3 separate regions of the Homo sapiens genome follow, and regions 1 and 2 are each linked to region 3. A link is a loop called in an ENCODE intact Hi-C map of the cell type or tissue named here. Cell type or tissue: ascending aorta. All regions are shown on one strand.

Evidence for each region. Peaks named below come from ENCODE experiments on the same cell type or tissue, not always from the same donor. Only the 100,000 strongest peaks of a DNase experiment are listed, where the experiment ranks them.
Region 1: a loop joins it to region 3, with 3.0 times the contacts of the local background. A loop is called at or near these places in 2 of 110 quality-filtered maps.
Region 2: it touches region 3 in a loop (3-fold over the local background); 2 of 110 quality-filtered maps call a loop at or near these places.

What each region holds. Positions count from the first base shown.
Region 1 is chr4:173,534,128-173,542,127 of GRCh38, forward strand. All of the region lies in intron 2 of HAND2-AS1 (HAND2 antisense RNA 1), which reads left to right. LOC124900816 (a long non-coding RNA gene) reads right to left here and starts at 3,936. Exons shown (of 2, transcript XR_007058375.1): 1 at 3,822-3,936; 2 at 1,622-3,422. RefSeq lists an enhancer at 2,607-3,108. In ascending aorta, no CTCF peak of the experiment used is centred here; a DNase peak (open chromatin) is centred at 4,654; H3K4me3 peaks cover 2,929 bases; H3K27ac peaks cover 4,628 bases.
Region 2 is chr4:173,518,015-173,526,014 of GRCh38, forward strand. LOC124900815 (a long non-coding RNA gene) reads left to right here. Exons shown (of 4, transcript XR_007058371.1): 3 at 617-798; 4 at 881-2,285. It also overlaps a transcript of SCRG1 not described here. Among named protein-coding and RNA genes, the nearest start is that of HAND2, 8.2 kb to the right of the region's middle. RefSeq lists enhancers at 146-1,345, 922-1,508, 6,730-7,271. In ascending aorta, a CTCF peak has its summit at 4,209; DNase peaks (open chromatin) are centred at 4,277, 4,777, 7,337, 7,867 and 6 weaker places; H3K4me3 peaks cover 6,428 bases; H3K27ac peaks cover 8,000 bases.
Region 3 is chr4:173,914,252-173,922,251 of GRCh38, forward strand. All of the region lies in intron 1 of LINC02269 (long intergenic non-protein coding RNA 2269), which reads left to right. Among named protein-coding and RNA genes, the nearest start is that of LINC02269, 21 kb to the left of the region's middle. In ascending aorta, no CTCF peak of the experiment used is centred here; DNase peaks (open chromatin) are centred at 3,170 and 3,550; H3K4me3 peaks cover 750 bases; H3K27ac peaks cover 5,570 bases.

The DNA of each region.
Region 1 (8,000 bases), 380 kb before region 3:
GTGGAGTCATTTTACATGCTATCCACTTAGTCCCAGGATGTTTAGGATGCTCAGAACAAGGCATATTGTCTGAGTGGTGGCAAGGGTCTCCCTCTAACTGGGGTTGTGTAGTCCTTCCTGTTTGTGTAGTTCTTCTTGTATAGTCTTTTCTTGTTGGCCTTTGAGAAGTAGTTGTCTACAGACATACCAAGTGAAAGTGGCTCCAGAAGTGTCGTGCTGCTCAAAGTACACATCTGCAAAGCAGAATCAAATTTTGTTGGATTTGAGTGTCTATTTCAAAAAAGGAAGAATAAGAAAAGCTGCCCTTGTGTCTTGTGAGGTTTTTTTTTTTCTTCTTCTTCTTTTAAGCAAGTTTTTTCCTCTTCTTTTAAGCAAGTTTTTGGTTAAGGGGGTGGCATATTTAGGGGTTGGATCCTCTTCCTTTCTCTTCCCTACATGGAGAGATGGAGGGGGAGGGGCTAGTTCAGCTGAATGATGACAGTGGAGGGGCTGATTGCTTATGAATCCTTCAGTCCAGCTCTAATTAGAAAACAGTTAAGTTGGTGGAGAAAATCAGGGCTTGCTTAGTGCCTGCACATTCCCTCCTCCTCTTTCTCCTCTCCCTCTTTCCCTTCTTTCTTCCTTCCACCCCCCTCCCTCCCTCTCTCTCTTCTTCTCTCCAGTTCTCCCTTGTAATTTGCCGTCTAGCAGCATTTGGGATTACAAGGTTTTTTTTCTTTTCTTTTCTTTTTTTCCCTATCACTGAATCTGCAACTGGCATGGAAGAATGAGATACTGATTCATGCTGAAGTCTTTTAAGAAAAATCTTAATATCCACAGTCAGTAGAATTTTCCTTTCTTTCTAAATAATCAATGACTAGATCCTCATGTTAACTGGTAGATATGTTGCTGCACTGGAGGGTTTTCATTGATAAGGAAGAACTAAATATTTTTCCAGGTGTCTAAGTGTGTCTGTAAATCTAAAATCCTCATTCAGACTAAAGGGACCATAAGATAACCCCGTGAAGGCCTCAAAGAAGCAGCATGATGTAGATACATGGGACGTATTATTAACGTTATTATACTAGTCCTAAGAGGTACAGTAAATCTGATCTTTGTTAATCTTTGCTACTTTGTAGTAAAATATAGAGTTTAGAGCAAAACCGGTCTGAGAACCTACATCCCATAGGATTTATGTTAAATACTCATTCAAATTATTGCTTCAAGCAAATTACATACACACTAGCGACATTTTCTTTCAAGCCGGGAGGAAATCACTCAACATTCAGATGAGGAAGTGTGATTTTTCATACGTGTTCTACGGAAATAGTAAATAATGGACTTCACCTAGTCTGCAGTGTATTATGGGGTTCAGAATAAAATATGAGTTCAACTGGCAATTTCAAATGCGGCTTTGGAGAGAAAACATTTATTTGACTGAAAGATTTGCTTCTGACTTGAGGCCCAGGAACATTCCCAGTTTTAACTGTAGTGTTGCATTCCTGGGAAGTTCTGTTCCATAGCTTCCTTTGCAAATTCATGTAGATGGATTTCTTTAGCTCTGACAGTTTCCTCCAAACCTTTCCTACATTCTTCCAGGGCCTTTGCTTATAGACAGGGGAGTTACACCAGGATGGTTAGGTTTCAGGTTAACAAAAAGAAACACTTTTATTGTCAATATTAATGGCAAACCTCGATTTTTACAAGGCTTGGGTTTAGCAGTGTGAGCAGATCAAAAGCAGCTTGGTTTGATTTCTCAATATTCTCTGGAGCTTAGACAATTAACTGCAATTTTGCTCCTAACAAAACAACACAAAAAAGTTAGTTACAGAAATGTTATAGGTAATCTTTTGGCAGAGATTTTTACCTGAGTACAACATATCAGAATCTAGAAAATTTATCTACTGAACTTGAGTTGAGTTTTGCAGGAAAACCCCTTAAGAAAATCTTGTGTGAACTACGTCCTCGGTTGCAATGCCATGAGCCTGTTTCAGTGTGTGCATTCCAGGCTTGCCTTTCTAGCTGGGTAAGGATCCGGCAGACTGAGGTCTCCTTGGTAATTTGGGTACACCAAGTCTCCAGTTAATGATAGATAATCAGCCTTTGGGTCATTCGGTCATTCTCTTATTACAAACCCCTCCTGCTCTCTCTGATCTCCTTTCAAACTAAATTTCACACAAACAAATAAAGCAAGACAGGGACAAGTTCTTAAAAAAAGAGAGAGAAATATTAGAAACGCCTGATACAGAACTCTAAACAAGGAAAGGCAAGCTAAAAGAGGATAGGAAAGAACATCTTATCAAAATGAACATGTTGTGTACAAAACATTAAAAGAAAAGGCTCTGGTTTTTGTTAAAGTGACAGAAAATTAAAATAAAAATAATTGCAGGCACCAAAGTTATAAACAGGGAAGGCAGGATGCTAGCTGGAAATGCGCAGCACTAGGGAGCTAATTTGTTGTTACAGATTATATATCTGCACCCTGCTTGGAGAAGTGCTACTTTGTTCCATTTTCCAGAAGAGAATGGTTTTTCTTCTTAATACTTGTGTGAATGCCCACTTAAGTTAACACAGGCCACAACTTTGAGGAATGAGAAATGGAATTGCATTCTGCTTGCGAAGCATCCAACTTCAAACGAAGAAATTGGTTGTGTACAAAAAAAAAAGTAGAATTTCATTCAGAATACGTTTGGAGACTTCACTAAATTGGTGTGACTGATGCTTTTTTGTTTTGCTGACAGAAGGCACAGATCATTCATGGGGATGTATAACCGAAACCAGTCCTCTCCACCGCCTGGGGATCTTCACTTTCGCAGTCTACGACTGCCTGTGACTCCAGAAAGACAAACTGCAGATTGGCCAAGGTACATCTCAGATCAGATCCCTCTGGGAAAAGCGCGGGAATGCTTGGCTCTAGTAGTTAGGAGCTCTGGTGAGAGCGCCCCTAGTGCCATTTTCCCATCCCTGCCCTTGACAGTCCCCTTTGGTCTAAATTCACGGTTCTAGACAGTCAAAGTCTACCTGCTGGGTGTCCACTCTCAAGCCATAGGTTTTCAATCCTAAAAGGGATTAGGACCTTGGCTCAAAATGTGGTCAACGCAGTGTTCAAATTAGGAGGGCAGCTGGGAGATGGCAGCAGGGGATGAAAGTATGACTCCTACTTCGTCCGCAACTGTGGGTCTGGCACCTCTTGACTTGCCAGTATGCTGGCAAACAACCCATCTCTCTTGGAGAATCCACACTTCGTTTCTTCTAGGTCCAGCCTAAATGTTACCTCCTCCAGGGAGCCTTTCCAGATACTGCTTCTCCTCTCTCCCCCAACTCCCTCCCACAAATGAAGTTTTCTCTTCTGAATTCCTTGCTGGTACTGTCACTTATATTCTTTTGGGTAGATCTCTGGGCATGCATATGTCACCTCCTGTGACTGTGGGTTTCTTGACAACCTAATCAATGCATTGAACAAAGGAGATGTTTAGACAACCCATATAAAATGAATAAGAGAAATAGGGTGAATACCGTCTACCCCAATTGCAATCAGATTAGTTTCCTTTATTTTGAAAACGATTAGAACTAGTAGAGGAGTTAGATGTGGCCCACTAGGGAACAAATTTTCATCTCCAAGCCGTCCTCTGGCTCGATCGGGTCTGCACTGGGTCTGCATCAACTTGCGCTGGCTCAGAGGGAGGCTCAGCCCCAGCCTGGCCTTCCTGGTGCCCACTCCCAACATCCTGAGCAGGGCCGACTCTAGGCACCCCACGATTAGCTGAGTGATCTAGGGCAAGGACCTAGGCGTCTCTAAGTCTTAGTTTCCCCATCTGAACAATGTGGATAATGACACGTACCTGGGGTGGGCAGGCTAGAGTAAATGGGAAAATCAAAGCGCCAGCCAGAGCGGGTCGCACTGTTAGTTCCTGTATTTTCTCCTCCTGCCTCTGGTTTCTTCCGTTCCGTTCTAGCTGCCTGAAGACCCAGCCCGACAGCGATGCCTGTCAGCCCGCGTCGCCCACCAGGGCAGCTGCTCTCCCAACTCGCATGGGGGGCACCACCCCGCCTCGGTGCCCTAGAGCTGAGCGCAGCCGCGGCTCCACGGGGATCGCCAGGGCCTCAGCCCTCGCGGCCGGCGGCGCGGGAGTGTTGCGGGGCAGGGACCAGAGCGCGATCAGAGCGGCCACCCCCGATTTAGGTCGCCAGCTTTCCAGTCACTGCGATGGCCACTGGGGCGCCCCTTCCATCCTGGTTAAATTCTCATTGTGATCCCCAGCCCTCTTCTCGGTTCCCCACACCCAGGAGGCCGGTTCTCCGCCGCTCAGGCTGGGAGAGGTCACCGCTCCGGGCAGGGTGGACCCCCAGCTCCGTCTCGGAGGACCTTTCGCCGGAGGCGAGCAGGAAGGGGTTAACCATGAGCCTCCCACCCTCACCTCCCAGACCCTGGTGCCGGGCTAAGGCCTCCGCTTCCCTCCTGAGGTCTCATTAGGAAACCCTCACCGCTATTTTCAACATTTCCTCAATCAAGTGCCTTTAAATAGAGCTGCACAAACAGATTGGCGGCAAAAGCGTAGATCTTGTCACGATTGAGACCAATCCAGTATTTCAGCCTTGTTTGCTTTGCAATTACGGGTTGGCTTGTGGCTACGGTGCCACCGGGGCAAATCTGCAGCCGCTCGCTTTCTCCTCTGCGCTCCGGGCGGGTGGAGGAAGCGACCCGCGGAGTCACTGCAGGGAGGAGAGGGGGACGCGCGCGGGGGGAGGCGGCGGAGGGCGGAGGAGACTCGCTTGCACCCCAGGGCCGCGGGCACGCAGAGCTGTGTTGAAGGACATACTTTTCAGGTTCCTGACAGTCACTGAGCTATACGCAATAATAAAGTGCGTGATTCGCGTGTGGAAACCAGTGTCGTGTCCTTACCAGCTTCCTTTTCTGTCCACCTTCCCTCTCTCTTCTACCTCCGTTTCGCTTTTCTTCAGTGCATGTTAGCGGTTTGCTGGATTTCCCTTCTCCCTCGCTGTTCAACTGCTAGCATGATTTGTTACATTTTCCACAGCTGTTTATTCTTGTTTGACTTTTTGTACAAAGTCACTTTAAATCTGCTGCAGAAAGAATAAAGCACCTAGCCCTTTGGATGGACTCCTGCAGGCGTGTGGCTGTCCCTGGCCCACTTTTAATTCTTTGGAGATGGCTCTTCTGTGTAAATCAGCTGCTGGGTGCGTTCGGTCACCTCGTAGGCCAGCCTAGTTTGTATCAGCAGAACAGTAGTGGACTCGACTCAGGTCGTAAGCCTTATATTTCACAGACAATTAAATCTTGGCTGCTGTTGAACAAAACTGTAATATTTACTTTGTTCTATACCGAGAAGCACTTTTAAAGTAAAAAAGAAAAAAAAACCAAATACTACACTTCAAAAAGAAAATATGACAATGAATCTCTTTTTATGGATTCTCTCTGCATAAGTGGAAACAATATGATTTAAATCCCCAACACCCCATCCCCCTTTTCAGACACAGCTGAAGTGATACAGATACTGTCTTCTAACACATAATCTCCCTCTCTCGGGAGAGGCACCTGCCTGTGCTACATTCGATTTAGTTTGTAAGGTTTCAGGCCCCTCCCCGACCCATGTAATATGTAACAAGGATTATCAAATAATAAGGTCTTGGATGTGAAGTCTGCTTTACACAAGAATTCAAGAAAGATAGGCAGGACTTGAGTAATTATGTTACAACTTCATATTACTTTCCAAATGAATACCCATTTTCTTCTCATGTCAACTTCTAGAGATGGGATGCTGAGGCAGAGAAATATTTTTATGAGACTCTGGAGTACATACTAAAATGTGCTTCCTTATTATTTAAGAATGTGTAAGGTATGGACCTACATTTGTTTGCTGGTGGTCATAAAATAAATTCATAGCCATTGTGGCCAATAAGCAATCTCCTTCACGCTTTAAAAGTTTTTGGTTTATAATCCCACCTGGATTGTATTTTCACTATTCTGTATCACCCTCCTATTGCAATATTTTGGTTCTCAATCTTATGTAAAGCAAACCTCAGAAATGATCGTTTCCATAAAATTGTGCAATGGCAAAGCCACAGAATAATATTTTGAGTCCATATAGCCGTGCATGCTCATCTATATAGCTCTTATACAGTTTTCTAGCTGATTGCTTTGGTATTTCAAGAAATAGGAAGCAGTAGCTACCTATTTTAATGAAAGGGTACCATTTCATAAGAATTCTATTTTCACTGAAAAAATTGGTCTGGCACATTATTCAATGCAAAAGATTATAATATTACTTTCACGTGTGTTAATCTGTTTAGTATAAAACTGCTAGGGTGTCTTAACCATTAACGCGTTTTGCCACACTACTTTCAAATGGTGATCTGAGATAATTACGAAGATTTTGATGTTAATCCCACGTTAAATGAACAACTATGAAAATAATCTTAAAGCATTATTACTCCCATATACATGCCAGCAAACCCAATTGTGGAGAGAACATGATTACTTTTTATCTGACATTATCCTATAAGGATATGGCTACATTTATTTCTTTTAAAATTGGAGCAGTTTTCAATTACTTTTTAACAGAATTGTTTTCAACACAGCATTTTGCAGTGCCCATAAACCATAGCAACTTTGTCCTGATCGATACATATTTTTCTGCATTATTATTCATTAGCCTCTTTGCAAACTCACTAAAATAGAATAGTATTAAAGTATGAATATATAGAGAACAATTATTAGGTTCTACATATTTATTTAGGTAAACCAATGTTATTAAAATTAAAAACATGTGCCTGGCATATAAGTGCTTCTTCAGGAATTCTTTTTTGGATGCATAGTTATTATTTTTTAAACAAACTCAGATTTTCAAACACTGATTTTCTTCTCTGAACGGGCATTGCATTGTTTTAAACAGTAGCTCCTGGAATAATGCCACCTTTAGTATTTTAGACTTTCAAACAACAATTGGAATTGGATAAATGCTTTCAGCTGGGAGCACTTTCCTAATACCTTTGTAGGTAATGGGATTCTCTATTTGTGCTGGGTGACAAACGGACAGTGCCCTGGACAGACTGCCTACCCTCTGCAGAATCTACCAAAAAGTAGAGTTTTCCCATGAGACTGCTTGTGGTCCATCTAAAAATGAAAAAATAATCAGAGAAAATGCGCAAAGCCTTTTCTAACTACAGTTATGAAATGATGGCTTAAAGAGGTATTTAGAAAATAAGAGTGGAGTAATACAGAAACAAAATCTGAAGAAGAAAGTTTGCTTAGGAGCTGATGCTCTTTGTCTACAAACAAGAGGGTAAGGAGCTGGATCCAATTGAATTGAATTGTTTTTGTTTGCTTGTTTGTTTTCTTCCATTCAGTGCCTTTCAAACTGTTTTTTACTGGATGAAGAAACTCAACCAAGAAAATATATGTCGATTCTTGTATATGGGACAATATTAGCTGCTGTGATTTTTAATACTAGCATAAAATATAAGAATCTTTTTATTACTGTGATATTGTTTTTTCCTAAATGAATGCATAGTGTAACAATTGGTGTCAAAAAGCATTGAATTTTTTTCAGATGGATTAAGCTGGAATAATAAAGTATATCTATGAGATGATTTCTGTAAACTCTGACTTGCTGAGAAAAAAGTGAAAAAGCTTTTTCTGGAAGAAACATGGCAACTTAACCGTTATTAATCTGGACTAAATAAAACAGGAAACTGCTTCTTTACATTTCTAGTAATTTTTTCTGCTTTTCCAAACATTGTTAAGTTCTATGCAACTTGTGCTATTCAAGTAAAGATGATGTCAGTAATAAAATTACAGAATCTAATCAAGTGACTATTTTTGCTTTATTACAAAATTTATGTATTTAATTGGGATGTTTAATTGCTTAGTTTTTAGAACACTGAATTTTTCTTTTTCCAGACAACAGAGTGATATTTAATGAAGTGCTTATAAAGATAAATACGATGGTTCATCAAAGATAAAATAGTCATAATAACAAGATGGCATTTGAGTCAATGTG
Region 2 (8,000 bases), 400 kb before region 3:
GCTGCCCTCACCCCGAAGGGCTGTGGGAGGAGGCTGCCCTAGTATCTTGAAGAAAAAAGAAATTGCCTATCCTTAAGTTTAAAACAATATTCGCTCTCTCTAGGCTCCCCTTCTGTTCTCTCGTTTTTTTCGCCCGCAGGAACACTCCAAGTTCCACAGTTAAAGAGGACCGGGAGGGCAGGAATGGGTGGGGCCTGGAAATCAGCTCCGAAACTGGGTGCGGCACACCTTCCTCTGCCTTTCTGCCTCTCTCCCGGCCACTGCTGCTCCACGGGAGCCAGTCTTGGATACCTAGGGTGGGGGACAGGGGGACGGGAAGAGCCTCGGTTGTCTCCAGGTAGGCAGGGAACCCGGAGCATTTATTTAAAGTTACTTATTTTTTTAAAATAAAGGCTTAAAATAAGTCCAAATGTTTCTGCAACAGAGTTTCCAACACACTGTTCAGGAATGCGAAACTCGGGACCCAGACTAGCAATCCCCAAGTGGGTGAATTCTTATTATGTAGAAACCTGCTCTCTATGCTCCCCCTCTCACCTTGGAGAGGCCTCAGTACAGCCTTCGGGCTTGGGCCGCAGGCTTCCCTGGACTTCCGCAGTCCCCCTTCTCCCCATTCCAGAACCTGCCGAGCCCCTGCTGCATCTGGGACCCGCCTTCACCGTTTCCCAATCCCAGCGGTTAGCCCCTGCGCCCCCTTTTTGGTCTCCACTTTGCCGTTCGAAAATGCCTAGGTTGGTGGATCGACCCTCCGCGGAGCAAAGACGGATGGCTGGCAGGAGCAGGTTCAGGAGCTGGGCCAAGGTATTCTCTGCTTCCGCCTTTGTGTCCGCCCCCCCGCCCCCTGCTCCCCGCTTCCCGCCAGCATCTCTCCTTTTCTGCTCAGGAGTGTTTGGCCCGGCGGTCCACCCCGGCTTCCCGAGATACGCTAGAGTTGCCCCCACGTCCTGTCCGCCGCGCCCCTACCCACCGGGTTGCCTTCGGGGCCCTTCGGTGCTGTGTAGTCGGCGTGGCGCTGTGAGCTAGGCGAACAGGAACCCCCAGGCCCGCCACGTCTACGCTATTAGCAGCCAGGTAGCCCTGCGGGTCGAAGATGCTCAGAGGAGGAGTAAATGCAGAGAAAAAATAGAGGAAGGAATAAAAAAAAAAACAAAACAAAAACACGTAACATACACGCACTCAAAACCAACTTTGGGATTGGACTTTTTCAGTTTCACACGAAGAGACTTGGAGTATCTGGAGAAGGTTTTTGAAGACGTTTAGGAGGGAGGGTGAGTTTTCTGCTGAGAAACTCAATCTGCCATACAGTAGCGGCCCCATCTGGGATCTGTCACTGCTGACAGCACCAGAGGGCACAGCCGTGATCTTCTGCACAGCCTGCACTCCCCGAAATACCCTCCTTAATCAAAGGATGTCTGCGCGCCTGAGCTCAGCTGACCGCGCCGGGAGCACCAGGGCCGTTGGATTCCACCCCAGCCCGCCCCCTCCCCACGCACACAGCCACGGCCCCTCGCGTCTTCGCGGCACGTTAATTAAATGCGGAAAACAGACAGAGGCTGATGTCATTGCTCTCACAAGATCATAAACGTAAAAGAGTCATCCTGTGAGAATCCCTGAAAATGACTTTAATGAATAATTTCAGAGACAGTTATGACTTTGGGTGATTACTGAGCAAGAATATGAAAACCAGATTTGCAAAGCGAAGGCGATGGTCAAAAGGCCTGGCAGTTACTTTCTCTCATTAAAACCGCACCGGCTTTCCTTCTTCGCCAAGTACTAGTTACCAACTGAGGTTGCGTTTTCAGGTTTTCTTCTTCAAAATAACAGTCTTCTTTTCCTGCTTTTCTGCCTTATCCTAAAGACAAAATGTCAGCTCCAGGGAACGACATTAACAACCCACTTTAAATTGAAGGCAACTCTGCACTGGCGTCAGTGGCCATTGGCTTCCATCTTTTTACAAAGGTTGGATTTACTGCCATCTTAGGATCATATCTCTTTTGGCCTCTTCTCTAGGCAATGTATTTAATGAAGGTTGAACATTCTCACTGACCCTGAGTCAGTGCACTGTTTGTTGTAAAGGATCTCAGCTGGTGGGGCAAAAAACAAGTTCCAAACAACCTGCCTTTACAGAAGAGTCTCCCTGACTCTTTAGTTCTAGGTCACCAATGAACTGAAAAATGATTTGGTGCTACATTAAGGAATATTTTCAAACACTCCATCTGGCCATGGAGAAGCATCCAGTTGGTTATATCTGGTTGCTCATGCATTAAAAATACTATTTGAGAAAACAACTAGGGTGTTAGTTGTGGAAGTGGCCTGGTGAGTACCCTCTGATCTTTTGCACGAAGTTTAGCTGCCTGCAAGTCTGTCTTCTTTGCTTGAAAATATAAACTGGGACTCTCTGGGCCTGTGTCCCATGTGGATTTATTCCACTTAATTCAAGTAAAAGTTTGTTTATACTCTGAGCAAGAAAGTATTATAGGCACAAGTGATGTGGAGTTTTCAGTTTGCTTGTTTTTTGCTGTTGTTTGTTTGCTTTTGAGCGATCTGAGTGATTTAGAAAACTAATGTGTCTCAGTCGGCTCCACCATTCAGACAGATCATAGAGAACCCACTTACCAGCACTCTAGAAAACTGTACTTTGTGCAGACATTGCCTGATCCTCCCCTTTCTAGAAGCACAGATAGGCCAGAATCCTTCAGTCACTGAGGACACAATTGTCTAAAAGCCTCATTCCCTATCATTAGCCCCCAAACCGCAGAGCTGTTTCCTTCCCTCTTGGCTCCAGATAGGGGTGGGTGGGAGAGGGGACTAGGCTCTCCATGTGACATTTCCCTGACTTGAGAGGAAATGTTTCTTTCTGATTCTAGATTACATGAAGACACTTTGGAGTTGGTGTATAGGGTTTCCTCAAAGAACTGAGGTAACGTGGACTTTAGGGAATTTTCCTCAATTGGATTCCCTGTTTATTTGTGATACTATTTGTGTCCCCCAAATAGATCTTCTTGTTGCTCCACTCACATCATGAGCAGTTTTCCTTTTCCTCTAGTTACATTCACTCTAGCTTCTGACTGAAGACTCTGCTTGCCCTTTGTAGCCCGTGCAGGAATAAACAGCATCTTCTGGATTTGCTTTGAATCCTTGTGCTGCCCAATGAGTCAGAGGTGTAGGGTTGATCCAATAATATGGCTAATTCTCTCCCTGTAAAGACTTTAAATAATGTAGGCCTCTCTTCACCCATCCCCCATTCTCACCATCCTGGACTTCACGCGGGTCATGGAGAAGGTGTCCAGGGTGGGAGGCACGCTGGGTGGGTGTGGCCTCCTTTGGCACAGTGGTTCGGCATCCTCTGGGGGAGATTTTGAAAACTGCAGGCTCCGCGTCGAGCCCCTGACCTGCTGAATCAGAATTTCTGGTGAAGGTAGGGTGAAAACGGGGCTGAATTTGTCATTGTATCAAGTTGTCCGGGGAGTGGAAAGTCCAGGTGTTGGATTAATCCCAGCACCCCTTACTTCAGAAGAGACCAGGCTATCCCGCAGAACGCTAGGGTCAGAGGTCTGGGGCATCAGTCAGCCCGTCCAGGAATTATGCAAATATATGCAGCCTCTACTCTGAACACTGGGACGTAGTAGGGGACAAAGCTGCCGCCAGCCGTCCTCGTCCTTGCGAGGTGTCAGTGTTTGCGCCAGGGACAACTCCCTGGAGGGCTGGGGGAAGGGAGGGGCAAAAGAGGGTCCAGGGCCTCAGCTCGCTATGTACTTTAGGGTTTAATAACAGGTGCAAAGGCAGCTGCTAAAAGACATCGCATTCTGTAATCAGCTTCTGCCAGGCTGTCCGGCTAAACAGAAACTCCCACAATTTTGGCCCGAGGGCTGTAGGGCGGAGCGGGTGCCAGTGAGATGAGGGCAACCCTAAGAGGTGGCATAAGAGCCTTACCCCTAAGAGCCACCCCAACCCCATCCGGGGCTTGCACCGGCACCGCCTGGGCCGCAGTTGTTGCCTCAGGGAAGCTTCGCCCTGGCGCAGGGATAGAGCAAAGAAGCGACCGCATGTGGAAGGCTTTCCAGGCGGAATGCTCCAGCCGTAGCGAGTTGGAAAATTTAGAGTGGGGAGGGGGCAGTAGAGATGTTAACTGGCCCCTCCTCACCCCAAACAAGGAAAACACAGTCTTCTGGGCTAAAAATACATATTTATGAAGTCCCTATACGCAGGCAGGCGGCGCGTTCCAGCTGCCGGCCTGGCCCAGGGAGGACTTGGCCGCGCGGCCGCCGATTACACCCAACTCGGCTGGGATGGCTCCGAGCCGTCTGCCCTGACGTCAGCGAGGCTCCGGCCCCGCCGCGGCAAGATAGGCGAGCGCGGCCGGGCGCGGGTGCGGCACTAATCACTCCCAGATGTCCCTAATAGCGGAGATAAAGACGGACAGAGCGGCCGGGAATAAATTTGTAATCAGGGCTCTACCATCTGATCATCAAAGCGGCCCAAATGCCGGGAGAATTTGAAGGGAATGCGTGTGAGGGGGGTCGCTTGGGGGAAGAGGTGAGGGTGCACTTCGCGATGGGAACTGGCTTCGGTAGGGTAGAGCAGGGAGAACAGGGCGAGAGATCTGTAAGTTCGGTGCACGTAAGTCGGATACTCGGTGCTCTTTAACCTCCATTAGCCCTCAGACCGAAGCCGTTTAGCGGTTCCAGGCTGATTGGAGCTGCGCAGTTGCTGTGCGGGAAGCACGCGTTGCGCAGCGGCTGGGTGGTAAGGCGGCGCGATGAGAACTGTCCGGCCCCCGGAAACGTGGGATTGGTTTCCTCTCCCGGAGTTCTCCCCTCCCCCTTCTTTCTAAACATTTAAAAAACACGTAGTCCGTCTCCCCCAACCCCCATTCCCGGTAGACTTAATCCCAACAGCAATTCATTGCACCGCGGAGCTTCCTCAGGGAGGGGGCTGTTGGAGCCTCCAACCAGGGTCCTGGGCCCCAGTCTGAGAATGACTCCTGGGTTTTTCTCTCCAAGCGATCCGCAGGCTCTGACAGGCCAGGAGTCGCGCGCGTCCGGGAGACTCCTTAGCGCCCCCTCCTCACGTGGAGATCTGGACTCTCAGGAGCTGGGCCCAATGGAAGGAATGGGTACCCTTGGGTCACCAGGGTCCAGATTCGGCCCTCTACGGCGCCCATGCCACAAGCCTCCCTCAAGACCATCTCTGCTTGGCACCCACTAGCCAGCTCCTTTTCCAAATCTAGGAGCCTGGGTGGGACTCACAGGCAGGGAGAACTCAAGGCGGCTGTGGAAAACAAAATCGCGTGCCGCCCGCGCAATATTTGATTAAAGCTTCAGGGCTAACTGAGCGGTTTCTTGCGCTTTGCAGGCCCGCAGTGTATGTTCAGTCCCAGTTTTCCTGGCACCCTTTGCCCTGCTTATGTCCCCTGCACACACCTCAGGCCCTTGCAACTGGCCCGGGTTCTCTCTGCAAATCTGTAGTCTGGGAAGGAACTCCCGGGTCTCGTACTCCCTGCCGCTTTGCATTTGAGCTCTCACCTTCCTCACCCCTTCCTGCGAATTCCAGGTGCGCTTACCTCTCTTGTTCTCCTGCTACTTCACCAATCCGAGCGGGAGACTAGCTCTGCAATTCACGCCAAGCTGGGGCAGCGGCTAGCAGAGTCTGGTCGAAGGAATTGAACCACCTTCCACTCCCGACACACGCACAAGTGCTAAGAGGCCCCCAGGCTGCGCTCCCTGGCACGGCTGCTACGCTCACCTCATCACGACCAAGCAGCCTGGTGCTCCTACACCTAAGGAGGCAACCCAGACCCAGAGGTCCACCCTTCCTAGATGCCTGGGCCTGCTGGCTAACCCATCCCGAAAGCTGGAGCTTGCTGTCTCGGCCTGGAAAAGCCCTTTAAGTTGCTGTCAGTGCCCAGGCAATTGGGAGCGGGGCCCCCACTCTGCAGTTTTTCAAATTGCTTCCCAAGCTGAGAAGGGGTTTGCGCGCGCGCACACACACACACACACACACACACACACACCGTCTACAACTGGCCAAGCCTTTGCCCCTCCGGTGCTCCAGGGTTATCAGACGCTGGGCCTGCACAGCGGTCTGGGGCAGAGCCCTGACAGCCAGATCTACCATCAATTTACCTTCCGCCGCCGCAGCTTCCCATTTAGCTTTTAACGTCAAATCCTACATTTTTGTCGGCTCCGGCCTGTCTAGAACGCTTGTGATTTCCCTGCAGGAGTGATTGCTCTTAACAAAATGGCAGCAACCACATTATCCGAGCAATTAAAACAGAGGCCTTTTAGCCGGTCCCGCAAGTAGAGGCTTGGAAAATTTTTTTAAACAAAGAAGAAAAAGTTAAAAGAGAAATAAGTGTTGGAAGAGAAAAGCATGGAAGCTCAGAAGAAACGTCTGCCCAGTACGCCTTTCACTTCCTGGGACTTGACAACCTGGGGCGGGGATGTTGGGTGGCTGAGAGCGGCTGGGGTGACAGATAATCTGGGGTGTCCTGCAGGTTGAAGCATCTGGTCAGTTGGGGTGTGCGTCTGGTTAGGGGGTTCAGCCGCCTGCAGTGTCAGGCAGCTGGGCATTCTGCCGTCTGGGGTGTCCGGTCTGCTGGGTGTCTGGCTGGTTAGGGTTTCTGGCGAGTTGAAATGGCAGGGCGGGTGGGGTGACCAGGCCTAGTGTTGCTGGCCCTGAGGAAGAGGAGGCAGGCTGTGCTTGGCCGGGGCCAAAGAGGAGCGCAGGTTTAAAAAGCAAGTGTATTAGCAAGTTTCTCCGTAGCAATGGTGCGCCAGGGTCTTTTGGTTTCCCTCTGTTGTTGTTTAATAAGCCAGAGAAAGTGTTAAATCTGCAGAAGTGCCTTAAGGCCCAGATGGCGGAGACCAGCTACACAAGGTGCAGAGAAGCGTAGGTGCATGGTGAAGATAACTCCTCTCCGTTTCCTGTTTTTAAAACCTCACCTCCTCCGCCACTGTTTACTCCAACACTTTGGTAGGCTCCTTTCTTCCACGTCTAGGACCTGATGGCTTTCTCCTGAGCAGATTAAAATAAAGACGCGGAAGACAACTGGAATCAGGAGAGGGAGGGAACCACTGGATCAAACGCAGGAGGATTGGGAGAGCAACAGAAAATCAGGGCGCGCCTCCCCCACACCTCCTCCCCATGCTATAAACAAAGGCAAGTGTCTGTAAACACAGCCCCGCGCCCACCAGGTCGGCCCAGCGCCGGCTGACCCAAGGGGAGAAAGTTCAGATCGCTTTGGCCGAGTTGTTCTAACCCCTCGCCCTCGCGTTGTCAGCCGCCCGCAGAAGTCCGCAGAGCCTCTAGCTTGTCTCTCCCTGGGCACTTCTGAATTCGCCCACGCCGGGTCTGATTCGGCCTGCTGCAGGCAGAGGGGTCATAGTGGACACCAGCTAGGCGTGGGAACCCTTGGGACATCGCGGGAGGGTCTGTGCCCGAGGCCAAGTTGCGAACATCACCCTGAGGATGGGTTCCAGGATGGAAACCCTCTGGCAAGCCTCTCCAACACCAGATTTATATACGCGGCGTTCCATGAAACAAACCACTTTTTAATACGGTTCACCTTTCTCCTCCTCCCACCCCCTTCCAAAATCCCTCCCAGCCTCCTCCCCCCTTCCCGCAGCCTGCACAGGCACTTTAGTTTCTCCGGTTTCTAGAGCTGAGATTCAAGCTTCCGCCAAGGCTGCAGGCAAAGGAGGCCGCTGGGACTTTCTTCTGGGACGAGCTGGGACTCAGGGAGCCCAAAGACCCAACAGGGAGAGATCCCGGGTCCCGTGCTGCCGGTAGTCCCGGAAGGGTGTCGCTTGTTTCGCTGGGCTGCGGCCGGGAAGACTTCAGACACCGCACAGTTAATATTGAGTTCCCTGTAACTCCTTGTAAATCTAACCCGCCCCTCGCCCCTCTTTAAATCCGTGGTCTTGTTCACGATTTCTTACTTGACGTAAAATTCCTTGTTACCTAATCATGGACTTTTTCGAAACTCCCTCCACCCCCCTTTC
Region 3 (8,000 bases):
CCTTGCGGAACCCATGAAAATTTCTAAGGAACCCCCAGGGTCCATGGAATACACTTTGAGAACTGCTACTCTAAGAATTTACTATGCAATAAAGGTGGAATTTAAATCAGTCTGAAAACATTTTCTGAATAAATATTTCTAGGATTACTGGAAAGCTATTTGGAAGAAAAAAATTTTATTTGTACCGAATTTTATGCAAATACATTTTAATAGATTAAATAGTACATGTTTATGGTCTTATTATGTAATACTCTTAGCAAATATAGGTAGATATATATTTAATTTAGGGATGAGTAAGATTTTTCTCTGCATTATCTCAAAAGAACAATCCATAGAAGGAAATATGGATAGATTTTTCTACAACAAATTGGAACTTTTAAAAAATATCAAACAACTTCAGTGTCTAGAGAAATAGAAACAAAATGGAAAACTGAGAAAACACTAACTGCAACATGCAAAAAAGATAAAGAATTGTGTCCTTCATACATAAGGAGCTCTTGTGAATTAATAAGAGGAAATGAAAATATGATGACAGATAATTCTCAGCAAAAGAACTACAGGTGACCATTGAACAAATGAAAACCACATTCAACCTTTGTATTAGGTAAAAGGCATTCAAATGAAAATTAGTGAGGATGGGAAAAATGGTTGTTTCTTATCTATTTCTGTTTAACAGCTCACCCTAATTCTTAGCAGCTTACAACAAACTCTTTCTGACAGTGATGGGTATGAGGAATCTGGGGACGGCTTAGTTGGGTGGTTCTGGCTCAAGGCTTCTCGTGAAGTTGCGGTCATCTCAAGGTTGGACTGGAGTTGCAAGTTTGTCTTCAAGCTCATGTACACGGTTGTTGGCAAGTCTGAGTTCCTCTGGGTTGTTAGGCTGGGGACTTCAGCTCCTGGCGATGAGTTGTCCACCTTTTCAGTGGGCTGCCAACAACGCAGCACTGTGCTTCCCCCAGCTCAAGTGATTTGAGAAAGAGACAAGCAGCACATAAGACAGAAGCAGTCTTTTTATTACTGAAATCTGATGCCATAGCCCATCATTTCTGCCATATTCTGTTCACTAGAAGCAAATCACTATGTGCAGCCCACCCTGGAGAGGAGAGAATCATTGCGGACCATCTTAAAGGCTGCCTAACAATAAGAACCTCCAACATGGCAGACAGCAATGAAACAGGGGGGAGAAGGTATTGTTTCTAGTTGTCTGGAGGGCAATTTGGCAACATATGCAAAACGTTTAACATCTCCTTGGTCCTTGCGGCATAGCAATGTTACCTCTAAGAAATAATGAAGGCCGGGCGCAGTGGCTCACGCCTGTAATCCCAGCACTTTGGGAGGCCGAGGCGGGCGGATCACGAGGTCAGGAGATTGGGACTATCCTGGCTAACACGGTGAAACCCCGTCTCTACTAAAAAATACAAAATATTAGCTGGGCGTGGTGGTGGGCACCCGTAGTCCCAGCTACTCGGGAGGCTGAGGCAGGAGAAAGGCGTGAACCCAGGAGGTGGAGCTTGCAGTGAGCCGAGATCACACTACCGCACTCCAGCCTGGGCGACAGAGCGAGACTCTGTCTCAAAAAAAAAAAAAAGAAAGAAAGAAATAATGAATATAAGGCATGTGTAAAAGATATTACCAGCAGCATAAACTGTAATAGTGAAAATTTAGGGGAAACCTAAACGCCTAGTATGTAAGATAATTAAATAAATTATTGCACATTCCAGGAATACAAAATTTGTAACTGTCAAACATATTTTTGAACAACTTTTAATAACAAGGGCAATTAATTGTAATTGATAGTTTTTGAGGGGATGTATATGTTATATGATGATACATTTTGTAAAACTTAATGCATGCACATATGCATTGAAACCAATTTTGGAAGGATAGAATCCTAAATGTTGACAGTGATTTCTTATGCATGGCAGTGTTGTGGGAACTTTTTGTTTTCATTTCAATCTTTTTCTTTATTTTCTAATTTTCCTATGCTGAGCCTATATTACACAAACAGAAACTATACCCAAGAAAAGAACTATAAAAATACATAAATAATGAATCAATTTTTTAAGAAATCAACAGAAAATGAACTTTGATAGAAATGATGTTGAGACTATCTGCCAAAATATTATATAAAATATAATAATTTTAAAACTGTTATGATTCTTTTTCTATACTCAGTCTGAGAAAGCATGAGCTGAATGGCATTATTGTCCTAAGTATGCAATTATAAATGAAATTTGGGCTAAGGGGAGTGGGAGGTGGTTGCAAGAAAGGATGTCAATAGTCTAACTTTTGTTATTAAAAAATAAATCATTATTTCTTCTTGGATTCCTAAAAAGCAGACAAATCATAGGTTCCTTGGTAGAGGATTACCCTTTTCAGCAGAACATGAATTAAGTGATTTAAGGGGTTGCTTCTGGTCTAAATATAGTGGCTTTGACCAATTTAATTGGAATTCTATGCAGTACTTTTATTTGTAAGAAAGGACGTTAGTTCAGGATATGTGGAGGTTGTTTAAATTCAATCTCTCAAGCCACTCTGAGTGTCTCTCCTTCTGTCAATGGCAGTGCTACACGGGGCCCAAGTGCAGCATGCCTCTTGGTGACTCTCACAGTACTTTCTAAAAGCTCTTTATAATATTTTATTGCTGAGTACCTCCATTTATAAAGGAGGAATTTTGAAATAGAAGATATTTTTAAGACCATCTAATATCATATAAGAATAAGTTGATTCAGATTTGAATTTATTAGCTTCAAGGAACCAAAAACTGAAAAAGGAATAGAAGCAGACGAATACATTCTTTAGCAGGGACTGTGAAAAGCCCCTTAAGAAGTTCCATTATAGCATGCTCTTGTATGATACAAAGTTTAGGTTTCATCTGGCATTCCACAATTGCCCTGTTATGATGGCTTTTAGTAGCTGCCCTACTGTAATGTATCTTTGGAGAGTGTTTATTATATTTTAAAATTTGGATCTGAATCCATCTCCAAACTAAATGCTGACATTCACAAGGGCCTGATTGGCTCTCTCTCAGTCTGGAGAAAGCTCTTATTGTGGTCAACTCAACTGAGCCAACTATTAGCAATGTCAGAACCGTTCTGCAAAGCAGGGCAATACTTAGTTAAAGTGATTCATATTAGCTGAGCATGAGCAAAGAAATCTGAACAGGCTGTTTCAGAGTCCTGGACTGCCAATGAATCCATTGCTTTTGTGAACACAGTGGGAAAAAAAATCAGGGTTCATGCTCCTAAGGCTGTTCAGACTTCTTAGTAAACGTTTCACTGTGTCCCAAGGAGAAGACAGAGTGTTTTAATGTGGGGAATGGAACCTTTTGTGCTGTCTGTTCTGGAGAAAAGAATGTGGTTTCTAAAATATTACTTTTTGAACTTCCTGTACTGTATTTATACAATTCTGTCTCTTTAAAAGGCTAAATTGTGTTATGACTAAACTAGTCACTGATAGACCCAACTTGCTCTGTGAGAGAAGCGTTCTTTAACATATCAGAGCCGTTTCCTTTGTGTGGTGCATTCCTTCCCGAGTCTGTCACTCAGCAAGAGCCGTAGGAGCCATTTGTCCACTGACCAGGCAACACAATTTTTGTTCCACCTGCGAACGTGTTTATGGGTTAGTGGTGAAAAGCTTGGGCATGGAGTGAGACAAAACTGGAATCTAGCCCTGGCTTTGAGTTCACTTCCCTGAGACTCAGTTTCCTCATTGTAACATAAAGAGAATAAGCAATACCTCTTGAGGCAGTTGTGAAGAATAGAGTGTGTGGATAGCATAATGTCTCATAATTGGTAATGGCTCAAAAAATTATAATATGAGATCAGACAGTCAGAATATTTTCTTTCATTTGGAAAATATGCTCAGTTGATTAAAATGCTTCAGTGAATTTTTGAACATTGGCGTATGTTTAAGGCCATCTCCATATATGTTTTGTGAACTCAGAAAAAGATATCAGTGAGAATAGAAAGAACAGATAATGCAATATTTCCCTTTAAAAAACAAAACAAAACAGTAACCCCTAGAACGAAATACATTTTACATTGTGACCTAGTCTGCAATACATATATAGGCCATATGTATAACTGAAATGAAAATTGAAAGAAACCTTTCTTCTATGTGTGAGATACTCTGATACTTTATCTTCTCTTCCCTTCCCTTCTGGTCAGAATCAGCTACGCTGATTTTACACCCACTAATAGTGTATAAAGAACAACTTGAAAAAGATATTGACTCAAATGAGAGTAAATGAATTTATTACACAAATTTGTTTCACATCAGCTATTAAGTCTTATTTTACTTTGATATTTCATAATTTTTAATTCCATTAATGAATGCCTCAGGGAAAGGTGAAAGAAACTAACAATTCATAAGTATACACTGTGTGTCAGATATTACCTATGCTGTTCTACATATATCTCCTCTTTTAACAGTCACAATAATCCTACTGTTACCCCATTTTACAGATAAAGAAATGAAAGTTGAAAGACATAAAGTATCTTACCCAAGAATTCAATCCCATCTATTTTTTATTGTCCCTGAGTACAAGAGGCTAAATAAGCATAAACATCGATAACACTGACATGTCTGTTAGCTTTTACCTCTGGGCTGTTGTACCAAATAGTCATCCCTTTAAACTAAATTATGCATTTTTGACCACTTCAGAATAGAATTTGAGTTTAAATTACAACTCAAAAATAGGTTGGGGAAGATCACATATTAATTCTACAGAATTAATGAAACAGAACTCCCTGTTATGTGACTATTTTATTCTGTGAGTCTAATAGTTTTTTTTAATTTACCCTTAAAATACTTTTAAAAAATACAGTACAGGAACCTATATTCTCTTTTAGTTAAAAATAAACCAAACTTTGATAGTACAGTTATAAACCTAGAAGAATTTTAGTTTGATTCCAGTGTTTGAAAGCATGATCAAACTCCAAGTTTATTTTTTCATAGTTTTTTTTTCTCCTACAGATTCTTCTCCACAATGGATTAACCACAGACATTTGAAGTCATACTGTTTAAATATCTTTGAATTATTTTTGTTTAAAAATGTCAATGGGTACGATAGGAAAAGTACATTTTTTTCCCTGTAACTTCAAAACAACTGAACAGAACCTTTGGACTTAAACCAAGAATTGAATGTTTTAGCTTTAAGAAGATTTTCTTCTCTGAAAAGTAATGAATGAGTCTCTTTGCAAGTTTAACTATTTCAAGTATCAACTCTCTGACTTTCAGCATTCTTTGGTATTAAAAAAATGTTTCATGTATAAATAAACGTAAGTTTTTTTTCTCAGCTATCTCTCAAATCTCAAGTTACATAAACTTCAAATACACATAAAACGTTGATACAGATGAATTGCATAATGTTTTTAAATGTTTAAAATGTAGTGTTCCATTTTGTTAATGGCTTCTTTCAAGTTTGCATTAGTGAATGACAACCCTTAAGAATAGCCTGCAATGACCAGAGGAATGGGAAGGATGTCATTTTCTACTTGCTCTCCATGGAAACTGAGAAGAGATCCATTACTGTGATACCCTTGGGGGAGCAGAGACGTGTCCAGGAACTTTAAGTGTAGTAGATTACCAAAAAATCACGTACAGGCTGTGGGAAACACTGGAGGTTGACTGAGATCCAGAGTTTCTCAACTTAGTGTTGGGGCAGTTGACACCTGGGGTCTCCATTCAGATCCTGAGAGGAATATGAGGCAGACAGATCCATGTGTGCTCTCCGTTTTGGGTGTCAGATCTCACAGGGGTTTCCCAGGGGCTGTGCTGTGGCTCCCAGGACACAAGGCTTCCCAAACTATAGAGGCTGTCACTGAGAGCAGCACAAGTCACTAAGGTACACACAACTCCTTGGGCCACAGTGCCTGGGAGGAAGACTTCTCAAATTTCATTTGTGAAAAACATGAACTAGGGGAGGATGTAAAATTTGTAAATGCAGATTTTAAATGGAAATGACTTTATAAAATCATTCTTAAAATTTGTAAGTATATACTGGCTCACTTTTTTTTTCGAACTGTCTCTTTTTTGATATAGTCAATATCTGTAGTTGTTATGTAAGAACACAATACATTTCTTTTGTATTTCCATTCAAAACTAGTTATATCTACAAGACAAATGGACTCCTTTTTTGTGAAGGAAATTTGTAGAGATAAGATGAAGGGTAACTATCACTAAGAGTTAAATGGTGACTAAGTTGATAGGTGAAGGTTATCAGAAGGAAAATATAGAATGATGGAAGGAATCACTTTGTTTTCTTATTTTCTGAAGCACTCTTTGAACTCTCTGATAAAACCAAATTTGTGACAAAGTGCCAAAATCTAAAAAAAAATAATAATATCAACTTGGTGGGGAAGGAAATATATTTTACTTATGTATTTTATTATCTCCTAAGTGATTTAGTCAGTATGTGTAATAAAGTGAGATGAAAATAACATATTCTTTCAATATAAAAGCTTTTTATTTTTATTGCTCAAAATTGACTATTGTATGATTACATAGAAATAAAGAAGCAGCCTGCAGAGGATTGTACTTTAGGAGTGCTAATCTGGCATCACCTGTGCTAAGAAAGGAGAGGGACTGGGAGTGGAAAAAGGCATTTTATTTTTAGTGATAAACATTGTGTTTCTAAAAATTAGATATTCAGCCTTAAATGTATTATAAGAAGATAGTTATATGGTAGAGTGAAAAGACAATAGGAGATAAGGAAAGACATCAGAGTTCTAGCTTGAATTTTTACTCTCTAATTAGAATGTTGCAGTCACTATCCCATGCTGAAATTTAGCTTTATGATCTATAAAATAAAAATTATGCCAGCTTTGTCTTTTTATGCTCTAAAACAATTTGGGGAACAAAATCACTATTTCATCAAAAACAAAGAACTTTAGGACTTAGATAAAGTTGCCTTTTGTGCTACCCAGCGTCAGGGCTCCCTTCTACAGTGGAGGAGTGTGAAGCAGCAGCTGGTAAGCAGGCCCCGTGCATAGTATGAGCCCACCCAGCTCATCGACTTTCCCTTTCTTCTTCCTCTCTCTGAACTCTGCTTCAGCCATTCTCTGCTGGTGACTGTGCCATGAAAATACCACGCTCTCTTCCTTCTCTGGGTTGTTTTTCTCTTTCCCCACTAATCTCTATATTCCTGCTCTAACTACTGTCCCCATTCTTGGCGTAATTTTTTATTCTTCAGCTCTCAGTTTAATCTTGCGAAGGTACATAAAACATCTAGAGTCAGAGCACCTAGGTTCAAATTCTATCAATCACTTTAAATAACAGGTAGCTTGGGGCAAGCTATTAAGTCTGTTTTTTCATTGGTAAAGTGGGAACGAGGACCTACTCCTTAGGGATTGCTAAGAGGTTTAAATGAGATGTTACATGTACAATGCTGGCTCTGTGCCTGCCATATAGCAAACACTTTTTTTTTTTTAAAGAGATAGGGTCTCGCTCTGTTGCCCAGGCTAGAGTGGTGGGGGTATTCACAGGAGTGACCATGGCTCACTACAACCTCCAACTCTTAGGCTCAAGAGATCCTCCCTCTTCAGCTTCCCAAGTAGCTGGGACTACAAGCGCACACCACAGTGCCTGGCAGCAAACACTCTTAAAGTGCTGAACAGTATTATAAATCGCAGAGCTGTCTGTGTCTCCCTGAATGATAGCATCTATCTCCTTGTTTTGGAAGTGCGTATTTAGGCCGTTGTCTTCTTACATACACCCACTGTTGTCCCCACATCCCAATTACACCACACAGTTCCCGAGAGTAGAAACTGAGTCTCCTTTACTGCTATATCCTCAATGCCTAAAAATTAGCCTGTTTCATGGTTGAGGCCCAATGAATATAGAATGAATACATAGTTATTCCACTTCACAATCTAATAAGGGAAAGAATCAGACAGCAATTCTAATCCAGAGATAAAATCTATAGTCAACAAAAATGATTTAGGGATTTGCTTTTTAGCACCCTGGAACTGTTGGCACATTTTAAAGTATTTATTTTA